Linked DNA regions of Homo sapiens: region 2 is linked to region 1. A link is a loop called in an ENCODE intact Hi-C map of the cell type or tissue named here. Cell type or tissue: K562. All regions are shown on one strand. Each heading gives the region's core, and the rest is flanking DNA. Links, peaks and the distances in the headings are about the cores only.

Region 1 (10,406 bases), core at 1,487-9,486:
TGCAAGGTTGGTTCACCATACACAAATCAATAAATGTAATTCATCACATAAACAGAGCTAAAGACAAAAACTACATGATTATCTCATTAGACACAGAAAAGACCTTTGATAAAATTCAATATCCCTTCATGTTAAAAACTCTCAATAAATTAGGTATTAAAGGAACATACCTCAAAATAAAAAGAGCCATATATTACAAACCCACAGCCAATATCATACTGAATGGCAAAAACTGGAAGAATTCCCCTTGAAAAGTGACGCAAGACAAAGATGCCCTCTCTTGCCACTCTTATTCAACATAGTATTGTAAGTTCTGGCCAGGGTGATCAGGCAAGAGAAAGAAATAAAGGTATTCAAATAGGAAGAGAGGAAGGCACAACATCTTTGTTTGCAGATGACATGATCATATATCAAAAAAACTCCCATTGTCTCAGCCCAAAAGCTTCTTGAACTGATAAGCAACTTCAGCGAAGTCTCACAATACAAAAATCAATGTGCAAAAATCGCTAACATTCCTATATAAAAACACCAGGCAAGCCAAGAGCCAAATCATGAATGAACTCCCATTCACAATTGCTACAAAGAGAATAAAATACCTAGGAATACAGCTAACAAGGGAGGTGAAAGACCTCTTCAAGGAAAACTACAAACCACTGCTCAAGGAGATCAGAGAGGTCACAAACAAATGGAAAAACATTTCATCCTCATGGATAGGAAGAATCAATATCATAAAAACGACCATACTGCCCAAAGCAATTTATAGATTCAATGCTATTCCCATTAAACTATCACTGACATTTTTCACAGAATTAGAAGAAACTATTTTAAAATACATATGGAACCCAAAAAGAGCTCATACAGTCAGATAATCCTAAGTAAAAAGAACAAAGCTGGAGGCATCACAGGAACAAAGCTGGAGGCATCACAGTACCTCACTTCACACTATAAGGCTATAGTAACCAAAACAGCATGGTACTGGTATAAAAACAGACAAATACACCAATGAAATACAATAGACAATTCAGAAATAAAACCGCACAACTACAACCATCCTATCTTTGACAAACCTGACAAAAGCAAGCAATGGGAAAAGGATTCCCTATTTAATAAATGGTGTTGGGAGAAGTGGCTAGCCATGTGCAGAAAATTGAAACTGGACCCCTTCCTTACACCATATACAAAAATTAACTCAAGATGGATTAAAGACTTAAATGTAAAACCCAAAGCTATAAAATCTCTTGAAAAATATCTACACAATACCATTCAGGACATAGGCATGGGTAAATATTTTATGACAAAGATGCCAAAAGCAATTGCCACAAAAGCAAAAATTGGCAAATGGAATCTAAATAAACTAAAGAACTTCCACACAGCAAAAGAAAATGTCATCAGAGTGAAAAGACAACCTACAGAATGGGAGAAAATGTTTGCAATTTATCCATTTGACAAAGGACTAATATCCAGAGTCTACAAGGAACTTAAACAAATTTACAAGAAAATAACAAACAACCCCATAAAAAAGTGGGTAAAGTCCGGGTGTGGTGGCTCATGCCTATAATCCCAGCACTTTGGGAGGTCAAGGTGAGCAGATCAGCTGGGCATGGTGGCTCACACCTGTAATCCCAGCACTTTGGGAGGAAGGGGCGGGTGGATCACGAGGTCAAGAGATCGAGATCCAGACCATCCTGGCCAATATGGTGAAACCCCATTGGTACGAAAAATACAAAAAACTAGCTGGGCATAGTGTCACACACCTGTAGTCCCAGCTGCTACTCGGGAGGCTGAGGCAGGAGAAGCGCTTGAACCCAGGAGGCAGAGGTTGCGGTTGCAGTGAGCCAAGATCGTGCCACTGCACTCCAGCCTGGTCACACAGTAAGACTCCGTCTAAAAAAAAAAAAAAAAAAAAAGGTGAGTGGATCGCTTGAGGTCAGGAGTTCAAGACAAGCCTGGCCAACATGGTGAAACCCCATCTCTACTAAAAATACAAAATTAGCCAGGCATGGTGGCAGGTGCCTGTAACCCCAGCTACTCATGAGGTTGAGACAGGAGAATCACTTGAACCTGGGAGAAGGAGGTTGCAGTGAGCCGAGATCATGCCACTGTACTCCAGCCTGGGCAACAGAGCGAGATTCCATCTCAAAAACAAACAAACAAACAAACAAAGACATACATGCAGCCAACAAACATATTTTAAAAGCTAAACATCAGAGAAATGCAAATCAAAACCACAGTGAAATACCATCTCACGGCAGTCAGAATGGCTATTACTGAAAAATCAAAAACAACAGATACTGGTGAGGTTGCGGAGAAAAAGGAATGCTTTTACACTGTTGATGGGCATGTAAATTAGTTCAGCCATTGTGGAAAACAGTGTGGTGATTCCTCAAAGACCTAGAGGCAGAAAAACCATTTAACCCAGCAATCCCATTACTGGGTATATACCTAAAGGAATATAAATCATTGTGTTACAAAGATACATGAGCACGTATGTTCCTTGCAGCATTATTCACAATAGCAAAGACATGGAATCAACCTGAATGCCCATCAGTGATAGACTGGATAAAGCAAATGTGGTACATATATACCATGGAATACTATGCAGCCATTAAAAGGAACTAGATAGTGTTCTTGCAGGGACATGGATGGAGCTGGAAGCTATTACCCTCAGCAAGCTAACACAGAAACAGAAAACCAAATACCACGTTATCACTTATAAGTGGGAGCTGAATGATGAGAACACATGGACACATGCAGAAGAACAACACACGCTGGGGCCTGTCAGAGGGTGGGGTGTGGGAGGAAGGAGGACATCAAGAATAGCTAATGGATGCTGGGCTTGATACCTAGGAGATGGGATGATCTGTGCGGCAAACCACCAAGGTGCACATTTACCTATGTAACAAACCTGCACATCTTGCACATGTACCCCGTACTTAAAATTTGGAAATCAAATAAACCAATAAATAAATTATAGGATTTTTTTTCTATTTCTGTGAAGAATGTCATTGGTATTTTGATAGGGATTGCTTTGTGTTTTCCTGCCATCTTAACAATATTAATTCTTCCAACCCATGCACATGGAACATTTTTTCATTTTTCTGTGTCTTCTTCAATTTCTTTCATCAGTGTTTTATAGCTTTCCTTGTTTAGCTCTTTTAATTCTTTGGTTAGATTGAGTTCAATGTCTGTTATATTATTTGTAGCTATTGTAAGTGGAATTGCTTTCTTGATTAATTTTTCAGATTTTTTTGAAATAGAAATAGATAATTGAAATAGAAATTATATGAAGTATCTTAGTTGGTATATATAAATGCTATTGATTTTTGTGTGCTGATTTTGTACCCAGAAACTACTGAATTTATTAACAAGTTATGACAGTTTTTTGATAAAGTCTTTAGTTTTTTCCAGATATAAAATCATGTTATAGAAACAAGGCTAATTTTACTTACTATTTTGCAATTTGGATGCCCTTTATTTCTTTCTTTTGCCTAACTGCTCTTGCCAGAACTTTCAGTACTGTGTTGAGTAAAAGTGGTGTAAGTAGGCATCCTGAGCTTGTTCCAGATTTTAGTAGAAAGCCTTAAACTCTTTCCCATTTAGTACAATGTTAGCTGTGGGCTGGTCATATATGGCCTGTATTATTTTGAGGTATGTTCCTTTTATTCCCATTCTGATGAGGTTTTTTGCCATGAAGATATGTTGAATTTTATCAAATGCTTTTTTGGCATTTATTGAAATAATTGTATGGCTTTTGTTATTGATTCTCTTAATGTGATATATCGTGTTTATTGATTTGCATATGTTGACCTATTCTTGCATCCCAGGAATGAATCCAACTTGATTATGGCAAAGAACCTTTTTAATACATTGTTTTGTTTTGTTTTTTTGAGATGGAGTCTTGCTCTGTCGCCCAGGCTGGAGTGCAGTGGCGCAATCTTGGCTCGCTGCAAGCTCGGCCTCCTGGGTTCACACCATTCTCCTGCCTCAGCCTCCTGAGTATCTGGGATTACAGGCGCCTGCCACCATGCCTGGCTACTTTTTTGTATTTTTAGTAGAGATGGGGTTTCACCATGTTAGCTAGGATGGTCTCAATCTCCTGACCTTGTGATCCACCTGCCGCAGACTCCCAAAGTGCTGGGATTACAGGCGTGAGCCACAGCACCCAGCCTTTAATACATTGTTGAATTCAGTTTGCTAGTATTTGTGTGTGTGTGTGTGTGTGCTTTTGTTTGTTTCTATTACTTTATTTGTGATCAAAATATCTCTTTAAAATAACTTGCTATATCTTTAAGATGTTTTTCATAAGCCTCATGATAACCACAGCACAAAAACTTGTAATAGATACATTAAAAATAAGCAACAAATTAAAACATCTTACCAGATAAACCACTTCAACACAAAGCAATATAGTAAGACTGAAAAGTCTGAAAACAACCAGAAAATAGGCAATAAAGTGGCCATAGTAAGTCCTTACTCATCAACAATAACATAGAATGTAAATGGTCTGAAATCTCCATGTAAAATGCATAGATTGGCTGAATATAAAAAAATCAAGACCCAACTATATGCTGCCTTCAAGAAACCCACTTTACCTACAAAAATGCACATAGATTGAAAGTGAGGGGGTAGGAAAATATATTCCATGCAAGTGAAAACCAAAAACGATCAAGAATAGCTATGTTTATATCAGATAAAACAGACTACAAATCTAAGAATGTAAAAAGAGACAAGAAAGTCACTGTATAATGATAAAGGGGTCAATTCAGCAAGAGAAATTATAACAATTATAAGTATATATTCACCCAACACCAGAGCTCCCAGGTATATACAGCAAGTATTAAAAGATCTAAAGGGAAAGATAGAATGCAATACAAAAATAGTAAGGGACTTTTACACCACACTGTCAGTAATGGGAACATCATCCAGACAGAAAATCAACGAAGAACCAGTGGAACTATACTGCACAATAGGTCTAATAGACCCAAGTGATATTTACATAATATTTTGCTCAACTGCTGAAAAAAATACATTCTTTCCACTAGTGCATGGAACATTCTTCACAGTAGACTATATCTTAAGCCACAAGACAAGTCTGAACAAATTCAAAATAATAGAAATCATATCAAGCATCTTTACTACCACAATAGAATAAAACTAGAAATTAATAACAAGAGAAACCTTGGAAAATGCACAAACATGTACAAATTAAACAACATGCTCTGCATTGATCAATGGATCAATGAAGAAATTAAGAATGAAACAAATGAAAATGAAAATACAACATATCAAAATCTATGAGGCACAGCAAAAGCAGTATTAAGAGAGAAGTTTAAAGCAATAAACACCTATATCATAAAAGGAGAAATAAACAACCTAAAAACACATCTCAAGGAACTAGAAAAGCAAGAACAAACCAAACCCAAAATTAGTAGAAAGAAAGAAATAATGAGGACCAGAGTAGAAATAAGTAAAACTGAGACAAAAAAAATACAGAATATCAACAAAACAAAATGTTGTTTTTTTGTAAAGATTAAAAATTCAACAAATGTTTAGTTACACAAAGAAAAAGAGAGAAGATCCAAATAAATATATAAAAACACAAACAAAAAAGGAGAGATAACAACTGAGACCTCAGACATACAAAGAATAATTCAAGACTAGTGTGAGCAACTAACTATATGCCAACAAATTGGAAAACCTAGAAGAAATGGATAAATTCCTAAACACATAAAACCTACCAAGATTGAAATATGAAGCAAGAGAAAACCTCAACAAGCCAGCAATGAGTAGTAGAATAAAAGCCATAAGTCTCCCATCCAAGAAAAGCTGAGGACCTGATGGCTTACTGCTGAACTCTACCAAACATTTGAATAATGAATCAAACTCTCAAAAAAATTAAAGAGGAGGGAATACTTTCATAAATTCATTCTATGTAGCTAGCATTACCCTGATAACAAAGCCAGATAATGACTCAACAGAAAAAGAAACTTACAGGTCACTGTCACTGATAACCATAGAGGCAAAAATTCTCAGAAAGTCTTTTCTTGAAGGAAGATCTGCATAGCTCATCTCTGTGTCCAGTACAATGTCCCTGCCTTTCTTCTCCTCAAAGCACTTTTCACTTTTCCTTCATTTCTCTATAACTTGAAACTTGTTTTTGTGTATTTATCTGTTCAATTGCTGGCTTCTCCACCAGATGGCAAACTTCATGAGAGCAGAGGTTACATTTATTTCATTTTCTACTATATACCCAGCACCTAGCACCATGGCTGGCACGTTACAAGAACATGAATGTTTGATGAACAAATGAATAAATGTTGCTGACATCTGAGGATAATTTGCCTTGAAGGTATTTGTAACCGGGATCCTGAGTGGTCAACAGATGCAAACCACTGCATATGACCCAAGCCTCTACAAGATTCGGAAAATTCTGCTTTTCCCTGCCAGGGGTATTGCTTTTTCAACTAACAGGCCTTAGTCTAGCCTGTGAAGTCTGGTTTCAGACCCTTGTGGTCTGACCTATCTTGTTTCTATCTCCAGCTTAGAATAAAATAGTGCCTTCAGCTTCTAATCCTCCTGAGTCTTTGAGAATCTAATTTCCTTTCATCTGCGGCACTAGGTAAAGTCATGAAGAGCTAATTTGGGTGAAGTCCTGGTGACATCATAACCACATCTACTATCAGCTACTGTTTCCTGCCCCCCAAAAAATCTGAATTTTCTTCTCTCTAGGCTTTGAAGCTTGTATATTTCCAACATCTCTTTTCCCCAAAAACTATTTTCATGCTGTGTTATACTGGGTTTTATTGCCCACCCTCCAGCTGAGCAGTCCTCCTGACTCTTAGCTTGCAGTTCTCATTCAGGAATTTCTGCTACCCACTCATGGGGCAGAAAGGAGGGGAGAACAGCCATTAAGGCTATCAAATATTACAAAATTGAAGACCCCACTGCTGGAATTTTAACAGCTGCTCTCCATACTGTCTCCTAATCTAAGCTTGACCATGTGGTTCTCAATAACAATTTAGGGAGGAGGGGTTCAGATCATCTAGACTATAATTATTAAACGGGGACAAAAAATTGAAGACCCCAACAATGATCAATTTGGTAACTTTACAGAGGACTAGCCTCACCCCAGTCATCATTAGGAGTTTCTTTTCAGTCTGCTCAGTAATGTGGTTGAGGAAAAGGATCCCCGGGCCTGGGTTCAAAGCCCAGCTCTGTCATATATTAGCTACATAATGTTGGGCAATTTGCTTAACTTTCCATGCCAACATCTTCATAAATATAAGGAGGTAAAATAAAAGCATCCACATATGAAGTGCTTGGAGTGATTAATAAAGTAATGTATACAAGTTGCCTAACAAAGTTTCTGGCACAGAAACAGAAGAAACACATAAAAATGTTATTGACTATTGTTATTTTTTGTGTCATCACTCTTTTCTTTTGTTCAATTGTCACTCTCTCTCACCTTCCTTCCTCCTCCTTTCTAGTCGCTCTGTCTCATTCTTTCTCTGAGTTTTTCTATAAATGAGGAGAAAAAAGAGCCTTATCTACTCATGCCTTCACTAAGAAATTAGTCATTTATTAATAATGAGAGGCAATATTGCAAAGTGGTTGGTCTGGTAGACTCTGGAGCCTGATGTCTTGTTTAATATTGTATCTGCCACATCCTTTCCTGTGTATTCTTGGGCAAGATACTTAACTTCTCAGTTTTCCTATCTGGAAAATACAGATAATATTTGTGTCTGCTTCACAGAGTTATTTTTAAGATAAAATGATTTATATAAAGTACCTAGTGCATAAGACTTCTGGATAAATATTAACTTTATTTCTTACAGCTTATTTTTATTTTAAAAGAAGGAAAAGAATTACTAAAAATAATAAATAAATAAATACTAAAAAAAAAAAAAAAAAAAAAAAAAAAAAAAAAAAAAACTCCGGCATGAACAAGGGAGCTATCAGGGATCAGATAGCCTCTCCCTGTTATACATCAAACCTCCAAGTTACTGTGTCTACTGAAGACCTTACTTTAATAACTTTCCCAACAGTCAACTCTCTTTCAACTAACTTTTCTCTTCTCTCTTGGGAGATTTCCCCTGGGTTGCCTGTTAGTGACTCACTTCCTACTGGCAGTCTTGTTCACACTTTAAACTTCCTGACAGTTAGTGAATCACCTCTGTATCCTGCCTTGTTATGTATTTATTTTTGCTTCTCCTTACCTGCCCCTACCCCCACCCCACACCAGCCACCTAATTCTCCTGGAGAAATCAAACAGTGAAGAGAAAAGACATTAGGGGCCAGAACATTGGATATCCATTGAAACTCAATGCCTTAAATACCTTTGGATGAAGCTTCAACTCAAATGTTGGTAAAATGTCTCCTCCCTCATTTCTCTTAATGTTAGAACCTACAATCTCTCAATTCTAACCTGTTATTTTCTTCAAAGCCTCCAATTAAAACCTCAGGTACAAACACTTGTATTTGTTTAGTGAAATATTTTTTACATGAAGAAGACTTTGGAAGATGAAATTCTAGACAGAAGAGGTAGTGTGATGAGAAAGAAAGAGAGGATGAGAAGGGGAGGATGAACAGCAACGGATACCCGCAAAATGAATGGGGATGGTGATAGTACAGGTAAAGAGAGAGGATGAGCAAGAAAGAGAATTTGGAGAGACTGATGAAAAAAACAGAAAATGAAAAATAAAAACTGAAGAAAGTAGAATATAATTAGCCTGGTGATTAAGAGTACTGGTTTTAGAGTTAGAGTAACTGTTCACATTACAGCTTTAATACTCACTAGCCATGTAACCCAGAGCAAGGTAGTTAACGTTTCAGTACCTCAGTTTTCCTATCTTTAAAATGGGAATAATAGTAGTACCTACCTCAGGGTTGTTGTGATTAATGAGCTAATGCATGGAAAATGTTGTGAACAATGTCTAGAACATAACAAGTGCTCAATAAATGTAGCAGTGGTTATTATTAGTAGGAATATTTATTCTTATAACTAAGGTCATCAGAGCAATTATTGTTTTCTTAAATTATCAGTATTTATAGCTATGACAACTTCTGAATGTCTACATTTCCAAATAATTAGAAAAACTTTTACTAGAGATGCCCAATATATTTGTCAGTGATATTAAATATTACTATCTCACTAAGAATGTGCTAAAGAAAATTCAGCAAAACAAATTATTTACAATTTGCACAAATGTGCTACAAACATCCAGAAGAAAAATTCAACTGCATTTTTGTACTGTATTTAATGTATCTATTTTAGAATATCGAGGCACTTTCCTAGAGCCAGGACATCCTGTTTTAAAATACTAGGGTCAGCGGGGAGAGAAGACTCAAAAGTCTATGTGTTAAATGTGTTTCCATACATTTCGCAGGGAACTGACCCCAAATCCCAGCATGTGTGTATAACTGCCTCAGATACCTGAAAGTAAACAAAACGGATAACTAGTCCTGCCTATTGAACCAACATTAAAGCTCTGATCAAAAAGATCTTCTCATCAGATGTTCATATATTCAAAAGTTTACTGCATCCCATAATGTGTTGACATGTTTACTGTGATTTGCTAAGAAGCAGGAGAGACTTTTTTCCACTTAACAGGAGGCTTCTTCAATCAGGCTCCTAAAGGGTTTTAGCAGTTCAAGCAGGTGAGTGACAAATGTGATTACAATCAACAGGAAATAGGAGCTAGATCTTCTGCATATTCTCCTACCCACCCCTCCCCTATAAAATATCTCACATTAAACTGCCAACATGATGAACTTCAGAAAATATTCACAGCCCAGTGACACTCACATAGTCAAGCTGCTATTAACAACTACTCAGACACCTAATATTGCCTTGTTTTGTGTGAACTGAAGACTGATGAACCTGAGTTATTTCCTTTTCACTGTTATCTGATACTATCATTTTATAGTAGTTGGAGCAGAAAAGGAAAATTGGTCTCGAGGAAATGGAAGACAATGTTTATGATATTATAGTAAAAGAAATGAAATACAGTTTACAGACCCTGTTTTTGCCACTAATCATGCCTTTGCCAATTAAAAAATGAAAACAATGGTGTTTTACACGTAGTACTTTCCACTAACTTTTCACACATATAACCTCTTATAATCTTCTCAATGATCTTGAGAAGACTTATTCTCTAAGATTAACCTCTTGAAATATCTTAGGGCTAAATTTCCTGACCTATGAACAAAACGTCTAAAATCTTGAGGAAAGAATGTTTATAGCAAGATAGCCTTTTTCAAGCCTAGTAACTGTGTTAACGTTTTTTTTTTCTTCTCTCCCTAGAAGAAGTGTGAAGCTCAGGCAACGAAAGTAAGATTTTCTAAAATGCACTTTTTATTGTTTTTCTATAAATTATTTACTTATTTCTCAAGTTTGTTCTAATTGA
Region 2 (10,406 bases), core at 858-8,857, 120 kb before region 1:
AACAGAACAGAGCCCTCAGAAATAATGCCGCATATCTACAACTAACCGATCTTTGACGAACCTGACAAAAACAAGCAATGGGGAAAGGATTCCTTATTTAATAAATGGTGCTGGGAAAACTGGCTAGCCATGTGTAGAAAGCTGAAACTGGATCCCTTCCTTACACCTTATACAAAAATTAATTCAAGATGAAATAAAGACTTAAACGTTAGACCTAAAACCATAAAAACCCTAGAAGAAAACCTAGGCATTACCATTCAGGACATAGGCATGGGCAAGGACTTCATGTCTAAAACACCAAAAGCAATGGCAACAAAAGCCAAAATTGACAAACGGGATCTAATTAAACTAAAGAGCTTCTGCACAGCAAAAGAAACTACCATCAGAGTCAACAGGCAACCTACAAAATGGGAGAAAATTTTTGCAACCTACTCATCTGACAAAGGGCTCATATCCAGAATCTACAATGAACTCAAAAAAATTTACAAGAAAAAAACCAACAACCCTATCAAAAAGTGGGTGAAGGACATGAACAGACACTTCTCAAAAGAAGACATTTATGCAGCCAAAAAACACATGAAAAAATGCTCACCATCACTGGCCATCAGAGAAATGCAAATCAAAACCACAATGAGATACCATCTCACACCAGTTAGAATGGCAATCATTAAAAAGTCAGGAAACAACAGGTGCTGGAGAGGATGTGGAGAAATAGGAACACTTTTACACTGTTGGTGGGACTGTAAACTAGTTTAACCATTGTGAAAGTCAGTGTGGCCATTCCTCAGGGATCTAGAACTAGAAATACCATTTGACCCAGCCATCCCATTACTGGGTATATACCCAAAGGACTATAAATCAGGCTGCTATAAAGACATATGCACACGTATGTTTATTGCGGCACTACACACAATAGCAAAGACTTGGAACCAACGCAAATGTCCATGAATGATAGATTGGATTAAGAAAATGTGGCACATATACACCATGGAATACTATGCAGCCATAAAAAATGATGAGTTCATGTCCTTTGTAGGGACATGGATGAAATTGGAAATCAGCATTCTCAGTAAACTATCGCAAGAACAAAAAACCAAACACCGCATATTCTCACTCATAGGTGGGAATTGAACAATGAGAACACATGGACACAGGAAGGGGAACATCACACTCTGGGGACTGTTGTGGGGTGGGGGGAGGGGGGAAGGATAGCTTTAGGAGATATACCTAATGCTAAATGACAAGTTAATGGGTGCAGCACACCAGCATGGCACATGTATACATATGTAACTAACCTGCACATTGTGCACATGTACCCTAAAACTTAAAGTATAATAATAATAAAATAAAATAAAATAAAAAGAAAATGGACAAAATACATTTAGAGCCATTTCACCAAAGATATAAGCAAATAATGGCAGATAAGCACACGAAAACATGTTCCTCACTAGCTGTTATAGAAACTCAAATTAAAACCACGATGAGATATCATTACATACCTATTAGAATGGCAATAATAAAAATAGAGAAAACACCAAATGCTGAAAATCTGAAGGAGCAACTGAATCACTCATTCATTGTTAGTGGGCATGTGAGATGGTACCACCACTCTGGGTAACAGTTTGGCAGTTTCCCATAAAACTAGATATACAACTACTTTATAACTCAGGAGTCACAGATGGCATTTACCTAGAAAAATGAAAACTTAAGTTTATGTAAAAACCTGTACATAAATGTTCATAGTAGCTTTATTCATAATAGGGAAAACCTATAAACAACCTAAATGTTTTTCAACAGGTGAATAATTCAACAGACTGTGGTACATCTACACCATTAATTACTATGCAGCAGTAAAAACAGAGTGGACTACGACTACACACAGAAGCTTGGGTGGATCTCGGGAATTATGCTGAATGAAAAAAAGCCAGTCTCAAAATATTACATGCTGTATGATTCCATTTATATAACATTTTTGAAATAAAAAAATTATGAAAAAAAATAAAATAAAAAAATAAAAAGTTCAGGGTTTTTGTTTTCTTTTCTTTTTTGTAATGAGTTTGTCTGAAAACATAAAAATTCCCCAACTCTGGGGAATATCAGAAAATTCAGGAGATAATATAGGTTTCTTCTTGCTGCTATAACAAATTATCATACACTTAGTGTCTTAAAACCACAGAAACTTTTTTTTTATACTTCTGGAAGTCTGGAGTCTGAAGTGAGTCTTACAGGGTTAAAAATCAGGTGTTGGCCAAGCTGGTTCTTCCTGTAGGCTCTAGGGATGGATTTGTTTCTTGCCTCTTCCAGCTTCTAGTGGCTGCCAGCATTCCTTGGCTTGTGGCTGCATCACTCCAATTTCTGCATCTATGGTTACACTGCCTTCTTTCCATCTATAGTCTAATCTCCCTCTGTCTCCCTTTTATAAGGCTTGGACTGCATTTATGACCCATCTAGATCATCCTGAATAATGTCAAGATTTTTAATTTAATCACATCTGTAAAGTCCCTTTTGCTATATCAGGTAACATTACAAGGTTCCAGGGATTGAGACCTGCATGTCTTTAGGGATCTTTATTCACTTTATTGAAGGAGGCTTTTTCAAACTGCATGACCTCTGGAGCTGCCTCAGTCTACCCAAACCCACTTCCTCTCCAGGAGAATTACCACCATTGGAAACCTGACAGCCACTGTTCTGAAAGACTTGCTGTTGAGGCAGAAAAAAGAAAAAAAAAACCTGAGAATCTCTGTCTAAAATATAAGTAACATTGTCATCACTGACTCATTGATTAGAGGTCTATGAGATTTTAAACTCTGGATAACAAGTGATTCAATCATGTTATAAAATATGACTTAATATTTCATATTTTGGCATTTTATAAAACATGAAATGACTGAATGAAGAATATGTGACAGATATTGAGATTTCTATTCAGGGAGTTTTCTTTCCATGTTCTCTGTATTGATAAGAGCTCCTGAGCATACGATGCTCATGGAGGTGGATAGCTGACACACCATAAATGTGCCTGAGAATAGACATTTTAAGCTCTTTAGTCATGTTTCAGTTGAAAGATTAGATTTAAATATTTGCCACTAGTTCTTAAAACATATTCAAGCAAAAAGAAATTTGCACAACACCACGCTGATAAATAGATAAATTTCATTTTCTATTAAAAAGTTCATTGCTAGGAATGACAGTCAAAGTCATATTGATCTCCAATAATTTAACGCTACTAAGAATTATTTAAATGGTCACATCCTAATTTCAGCATTGCACAAATATATAACCTAAAAGAAACAAAATAAGATAAACACCCTGCGATTGTATTATAATACCCTCTGAAAACTCAAGATCCTTTTCCACAAGGTTATTGTCACACTACCTCCTTTTTACATCATGTCTTCATTTTTCTCTAGCTCACTTAATTTCAGCTTGAGATTCCAGCTGTCTATACTTTGTTAGAAGTACTTTGTTCTGGCTATATTTAAGGTGCAATATCTGTCACTGCCTTTCCATTTCCATTGTTAATGGAACTCAGTTGGATACAGTCTTAAATAATTTTTGCCAGGACTAGACTTTAGCACTACTGTGAAGCCAGCAAAGTTTCTTTCAGGTAATTAGACTGATCGAATCTCTCCAGTGGCTTCTCGTCATCCCTGGGAAGAGATCAGACTTTCTATTACAAGACATAGGAGGTCCTCCCCTATGGGTTCATGCCAAAATCCAAACCATCATTCACCTAGCACAGTAGGTCTCAGCCTAGCACTTCTGAAAACATGTCAGAATAACTCATGATTCCACATGCACTTCATCTGAAATGTCATTCAAGAACTGTCAACATCTTATTCATGACTCAGAACTGAATTGGGAGTCATCAGGTCAGTCAGGTTTCTCTGAAATGCTCCCTTTAGTCTTGGCAAACCCTTCCTCCTTTATGTTTCTACTGTTCTTTACACACGCCGCTATTAGGACTTCAGTTACCTTCCATTTACACTTATTTGCACACATTTCTATGTTTCCATATTAAAATGTGAATTTCCATATCATATTATAAGCACTTTTGTATCCCCAGTTCCTAGCACAGTACTGACACCTACTAGATAATCAATATTAGCCAAGGGCTGAATTCAGAATTTCACCTCTCCTTTCTTCCTGCTTTAAAATCTACTTTAGAAAACGTTTGCTATCATTCACTTATATGTAGGTATAAATATAAGTTCATACTTATATGAACTTATAAGGGCTAATTGCTTTTTAATCTATATTTCTAAGGGTAAAATAAAGGAAGTTTCCTCTATTAAATAAGTTCAGGAAATTAATAAGCATTTGTGATGTTTCTGAGGACGGGAAGCCTTTCTGACATCCTGATACTCCACCATTAAAGGGCTCCCTTTATGCCTCGTAGAAAGTAACTCCATGATTTGAGATCTGTAGAGTCCAAGGCTTTAGAGTACCATGTATCTAGTCTCTGATCTAGTCACCTGATGATTGGCTCCTCTCCTTAATATCCAAAATGACAGTCAAAACCCATATTTGAGCACATTTCATTTTGCATATGTCTTTTTAAAAATCATACACTTTGACACTTCTGAGCCCTCTGGTCAATACTAAATGAAATTGCAAAGTGATAATTTAAAAAAAGGAGGGGAAATGCACCACTGCAAAGTTTAAATTAAAAAACCAAGGAGCACAAATTACATTAGGGCATCTTTTTGCTTTTTAATGTGATACTCAAGAATGCTAGCCACCCTAAAATAGCCATAACTAGATAATCAAGATTACAACAGGAAACTGAGCATAAATTGCTATGGCAGGAAACTGATTAGTTCAGCAAAGAGACAGGATGCGTCTTGTCTCTACTGTTATCTGAGTTAATTCTATGCCTCCTCCATGGGCCAACTGCTCTGAGATAAAGGATTGTCAAGTTGCCTCATGAAAGCAAACTGAAGTACAACTAATAATAAACGCAGGGCTAAAACAAAGCACATCTGAAATTGCAAGGATGATGAAATCAGTCAGCAAACATGAGAGCGGCGGGAAAAGGCAGTCTTGCAGTATTATGTAAAACATTACCATGAACTACACAATATTAAGTTCTACACAATGTGCTTATAATAAAAGGAATATTCTCAAAATAAATAGTAGGCATGATTTGGAAGAGGGCTTCCTTAAGATAATTTTTTTTCTATGAAACCTGAACAATCTAAATTGGATTGCTTGAAATGTGTAGAATGATACCCCCCACCAACATCTCCATAACTTAATTACCTGGTACTGTGAATATGTTATCTTAATGGCAAAAGGGATTTTGCAGAAGTGATTAAGGTTCAGGATCTTGAGATGGGAGATGATCCTGGATTAGCTAAGTGCGTCCAATCTAATCCCATGGTTCCTTAAAACTGGAGGACCTTTCCCAGCTGGGTTCAGAGTTAGAGGGAGATGTGACTACAGAAAAATGGTTGAAAAGATGCAACACATCTGGCTTTGCAGATAGAGAAAGGGGGGTATGAGGCAAAGAATCTGAGTAGCCTTTAGAAGCTGGAAAAGGCAAAGGAATGGCTTCTTCCTTAGAGCATTCAGAAAGAAACACATCCCTTCCAACACATTTTAGTCCACGTAAACCCAGTGAGACTCATGTGAAAGCTGTGATTAGACAGCTGTTAGATAATAAATTTGTGTTGCTTTTAGTCAACATATGTGTGGCAATTTGTTACAGCAGCAATAGATAACTGATATACACCCATATTCTTTCACAGGCTTTATACAAACACAAAAAATGACACAAACTGAAACTCCTCGTCATTACTCCAAAAGTAGCAGTTTAACAGATATGCTGACAATTGTGCATGACTAATTTCCGAACAAATATTTTTCAGTAGCAAACAGAGAAGGTCATGAAATGGTAGACCCTTCAAAGAGGAAATGAATAATTAAATGAGCACTTAAAAAAACTGACAAATTATCAACTCCTCTCAATGAACCCAAAAGAAAACATCATTCAATTTACTTGAATTTCTCTTGCACTTGAATGAAAATACCCTTTATCCCAACTACTTCCCCTATTTTTCTCTCCTCCTCTTCCCACAAACCTGATTTAAAAGTGCTTTTTAGATGAATTTTTTAAATAAATATTTACTGACCTGCATGTTTTCTAGAATTTATTATAGTAGTGAAGACAATTAAAATTCATTTTGCAAACTGAAACTTTGCTGTTATTAACATGGCATTTATTCATATTTCAGACCTTACTTTACATCTTTCTAATTTTTTTTAAGTAGAGTTGTAAATCCTTCTTACTCACCACTTTGCAGCAAAGGGGCCAAAACCACCACATCAAACCGATCCCCAGGAGTAGCAGTAACACCAAAATAACAATGATGGCTGCGATCCCGTTAGACTAAAGTAGGCAAAAAGCAAAAACAAAGCAGTCAGCACAGCTTATGGTCAAATTCCAAATGTATATATATTTTAAGGAAACACCAGAAAATAATTCAGAAAGTATAATGTCAAACTAGATTTTAACTATATTATTTTAATTTCTTGAAATTCTACAAATGTATCTTCTATTTAATATATATTATGTTTTATGTTATATTGTTGTGACAGGAAATAATAAACAAAAACTTTCCCAAAATGCTGCAGATTCTTTACAAATACATCTAAAAGGAATTTAGGAAAAATCACTAATCAGGATTAGACTGGTCTCTATCTTTCATGTAAGGATTATTTTGGTTCAAAGCAAATTACCCATAGGCAGAATTTAGGCAGAATCCTGCAGACTTTTTGATGGTGAAACACAATTTATTGCATGTAGTTAAATAATAAGATGAATATTAAAAAAAATTATCAAGTAGATGACAAACCAACAATGGTTCTTGTTGGGAAATGGTATATACACATCAATGCAAGAATGCAATCTCATGCATTCATAAATCAGATGTTCTCTCATTGAAGCTGAAATATGACCTACACAAAAACCACAGTGGTGTTCTTTCCCTTCCTAACTACTGAGCTCCTCCAGCCTTAAGGCACCTACTCTGGGCGCTGTTCTTAAACCCTTTCATATAAAAACCACCTACTCATTTTACAGGGCTCATATTAAGTCACTTCATGGAAGTCTTCCTTGGACCCTTTGACTATAAAATGCCCCTTTGATTAAACAACTCATATTTCTCTATACTTTAATCTTTAGTACTTATCACGATGCAACGAATTATGAATTTTGTGATTATTTGTTTAATTTATATTTTCTACCATGATTTATTGTGAGCTCTAGGAAGTCAGGGGTTACATCTAGCCTACTTAGCACCGTATACTCCATGTCTGGCATTTAAAAACTACTTACTGAGGCCGGGCACAATGGCTCACGCCTGTAATCCCAGCACTTTGGGAGGCCGAGGCAGGTGATCACGAGGTCAGGAGTATGAGACCAGCCTGGCCAACATAGTGAAACCCCATCTCTACTAAAAATACAAAAATTAGCTGGGCGTGGTGGCGGGCACCTGTAATCCCAGCTACTCAGGAGGCTGAGGCAGGAGAATTGCTTGAACCCGGGAGGTGGAGTTTGCCATGAGCCGAGATTGCACCACTGCATTCCAGCCTGGGAGACAGAGTGAGACTCCATCTCAAAAAAAAAAAAAAGAAAGAAAGAAAGAAAAAACTACTTACTGAAAGAATGAACTCTAAAGAAAAAAAACAGCAAAAGACATGGATACAAAGAAGAATGTTTACTGAACTTTTACTGTACAAACAGTTTCCAAGGGAACAAGGGGTATCTCCCAAATGCCTAATCCCTAGGATCCTCAGTAATAATGTTTTGTTTTGTGGTTTTTTTTTTTATGAGAAAAAATTCAGGGAAGAAAAGAAAAAGAGCAAAAGAGAAAGAAGATTAATACTAATACTTTATAGAAATTTTCAGGCAAATACCTAAGTAGCCTGTTCTTAGAAAGAACATTCCAAAGTGCATCTTTCTTTACAAAATTCTAAATATTCATGAATAAATCAGCTACCGTCCACAGGCACAAACACATTAAGCTCTAAAATCTAGGCAAACAAGAATATAACGGAAAAAGGATGTCATAGAAACGCATGGAAAACTGTGGTACCCTATGGGAGAAATATTGTCAAATGTATAAATCTTGATCTCACCTTCAAAAATATGGTCTTATGTAAGACAGCCCCTATCTGTGACTGTCCATGTACAGAAGGAATACATTTCTCACCAGACCTTTCCCACATGAGGATCCAGCCACAGCACTCATAGAAATGGCACACCATTTGGCTGTGCTATACAGCTTTCAAAAGGGCTCTATGAACATTTGGTTTCCCCTTTTCTTAGAATTCACACCCATGTTCAGAAATAAGGACATGCAACTAGAGGCCATGAAACTGCTAAAAATTTAGTGGTTAGTTTGTTTCTTCTATGCATGTGCCAAGAACAGGAAAATCAGAAAATTGCACTGACAGAACACAAAGTAGATGGGCTAGCCCTGCTAGATACTCAAAATTTTTTATTTTTCCCTTAAAAAAAGCCTCCATTAGTAGCATCGACAAAATATTATGCATCTCCAGATACAAATATAATTTATTATTACAATATTATCATATCGACTGATTGCAAAGATTTGTCTTAAAAAAATTAAAAATGGCCGGGCACAGTGGCTCACACCTGTAATCGCAGCACTTTGGGAGGTTGAGGTGGGCGGATCACAAGGTCAGGAGATCGAGACCATCCTGGCTAACATGGTGAAACCCCATCTCTACTAAAAATACAAAAAATCAGCCAGGCATGGTGGTGGGCGCCTGTAGTCCCAGCTACTCGGGAGGCTGAGGCAGGAGAATGGCGTGAATCTGGGAGGCGGAGGTTGCAGTGAGCCAAGATCATGCCACGCACTCCAGCCTGGGCGACAGAGAAAGACTCCATCTCAAAAAAAATAAATTAAATAAATTAATTAAAAATAAATTATGCACTTTCTAAAGACCTACAGACCTAGTATATATATAAGCCAAACATGATGGGAAAAGCGTCAGGGAAAATGCAACCTGGTCTTGCTATCTATCTATCTATCTATCTATCTATCTATCTATCTATCTATCTGTCTATCATCTATCTATCTATCTATCTGTCTGTCTATCATCTATCTATCTGATGACTATTTCATTTACTGGATTCTTTTTGAAATATTCAATATCAGGAATTAGGAAACTATGGCACAAAGGTCAAATCCAGCCAATCTATTTTGTAAGACCCTGGCAAGCCAAGAACATTTCTACCCTGTTTAAGAAAAATGACATTTGAGTAATAAATATTTATTAGAACTTTTTCAGTTCTAAAGAGAGGCATGCCTATGTAAAACTGAGAAGCTTCTAGTTTCGCTCGTGATATAGATCTATATGTAATCAAATCTAGTTTCATACTCTTCTTCATCTGACTCTTAAGTCCATAGTTTGCAACATGGTATCTGATTACGGGACTGAATTCTGTAGTGTTCCACATTTCCCCAATATGTTTATAAAGTTTTGGGCAAAATGAAACTGTTTTTCTTTCATGACTAACATCTTTCTTGCTCTGATAGTGGCTCTGGCTATCAAAACAAACACAATGGGAAAGCCTGAATTTGTATCCAGTTAACCGAGCTGATGTCTGGGATTAGTGTATTCAGGGACTGTGTCATCTGCATCTAATTTCCTTTTCTTCACTAAAAGCAAGTTATAGAATAAAAAACTTTATTCTGCCAAATATAACTAAAATTCTAGTGAAGAGAATCATAGAGATATAAAAACAAATCAGGGTGACTGCTGCCCTTGCAACATAACTATGGGACAGAGGAATCACTGGAAAGTTTCAAAAGAGCATTAGTTATTATTGCTGCAATCTATCTAGAAAATAGTGAATTCACAGCAGCCACATTAGAATGAAACAGACACAGAACGGGGAAAATGGGTCTCCACAATTTTGTTTCATGAATTTAGAGTTAGGGAAAGAAAACAGAGTCATGAAACAGATAATTATTTCATTTACTGGATTCTTTTTGGAATATTTGATATCAGGAATTAGGAAACTATGGTACAAGAGTCAAATCCAGCCAATCTATTTGGTAAGACCCCAGCAAGCTAATACCTTTTTTTTTTTTACAGTATTACATAAAGCTGAAAAAATCAAAAGAAGAATATGTTACAAGAAATTCCAATGTCAGTGTACATAGTTTTACTGAACACAGCCATTTGTTTATATAATGTCTATAGCTGTTTTTGCACTACAATGGTAGAGTTAAGTAGTTGTGACAGAGACCATATGGCCCCCAAAGCCTTAAGTATGTATTTACTATTTGGCCTTCTACAGGAAAAATTTGCCAACCCTTGTCCTATATAAATCAATGTAGAATCTGGTTTAAAATGGCAACTTGTGGAAG

Evidence for each region. A loop is a pair of places that touch in the nucleus more often than their neighbours do. Peaks named below come from ENCODE experiments on the same cell type or tissue, not always from the same donor. Only the 100,000 strongest peaks of a DNase experiment are listed, where the experiment ranks them.
Region 2: it touches region 1 in a loop (3-fold over the local background); 2 of 110 quality-filtered maps call a loop at or near these places.

Annotation. Positions count from the first base shown.
Region 1 is chr4:80,119,394-80,129,799 of GRCh38, forward strand. No RefSeq gene overlaps it. Among named protein-coding and RNA genes, the nearest start is that of ANTXR2, 51 kb to the left of the region's middle. RefSeq lists a cis regulatory region at 8,072-8,209. In K562, for the core only: a CTCF peak has its summit at 6,195 (motif pointing right); DNase peaks (open chromatin) are centred at 6,038 and 8,138; H3K4me3 peaks cover 3,461 bases.
Region 2 is chr4:80,002,226-80,012,631 of GRCh38, forward strand. It overlaps ANTXR2 (ANTXR cell adhesion molecule 2), which reads right to left. Exons shown (of 17, transcript NM_058172.6): 12 at 6,296-6,391. Among named protein-coding and RNA genes, the nearest start is that of ANTXR2, 66 kb to the right of the region's middle. In K562, for the core only: no CTCF peak of the experiment used is centred there; DNase peaks (open chromatin) are centred at 3,836 and 4,886.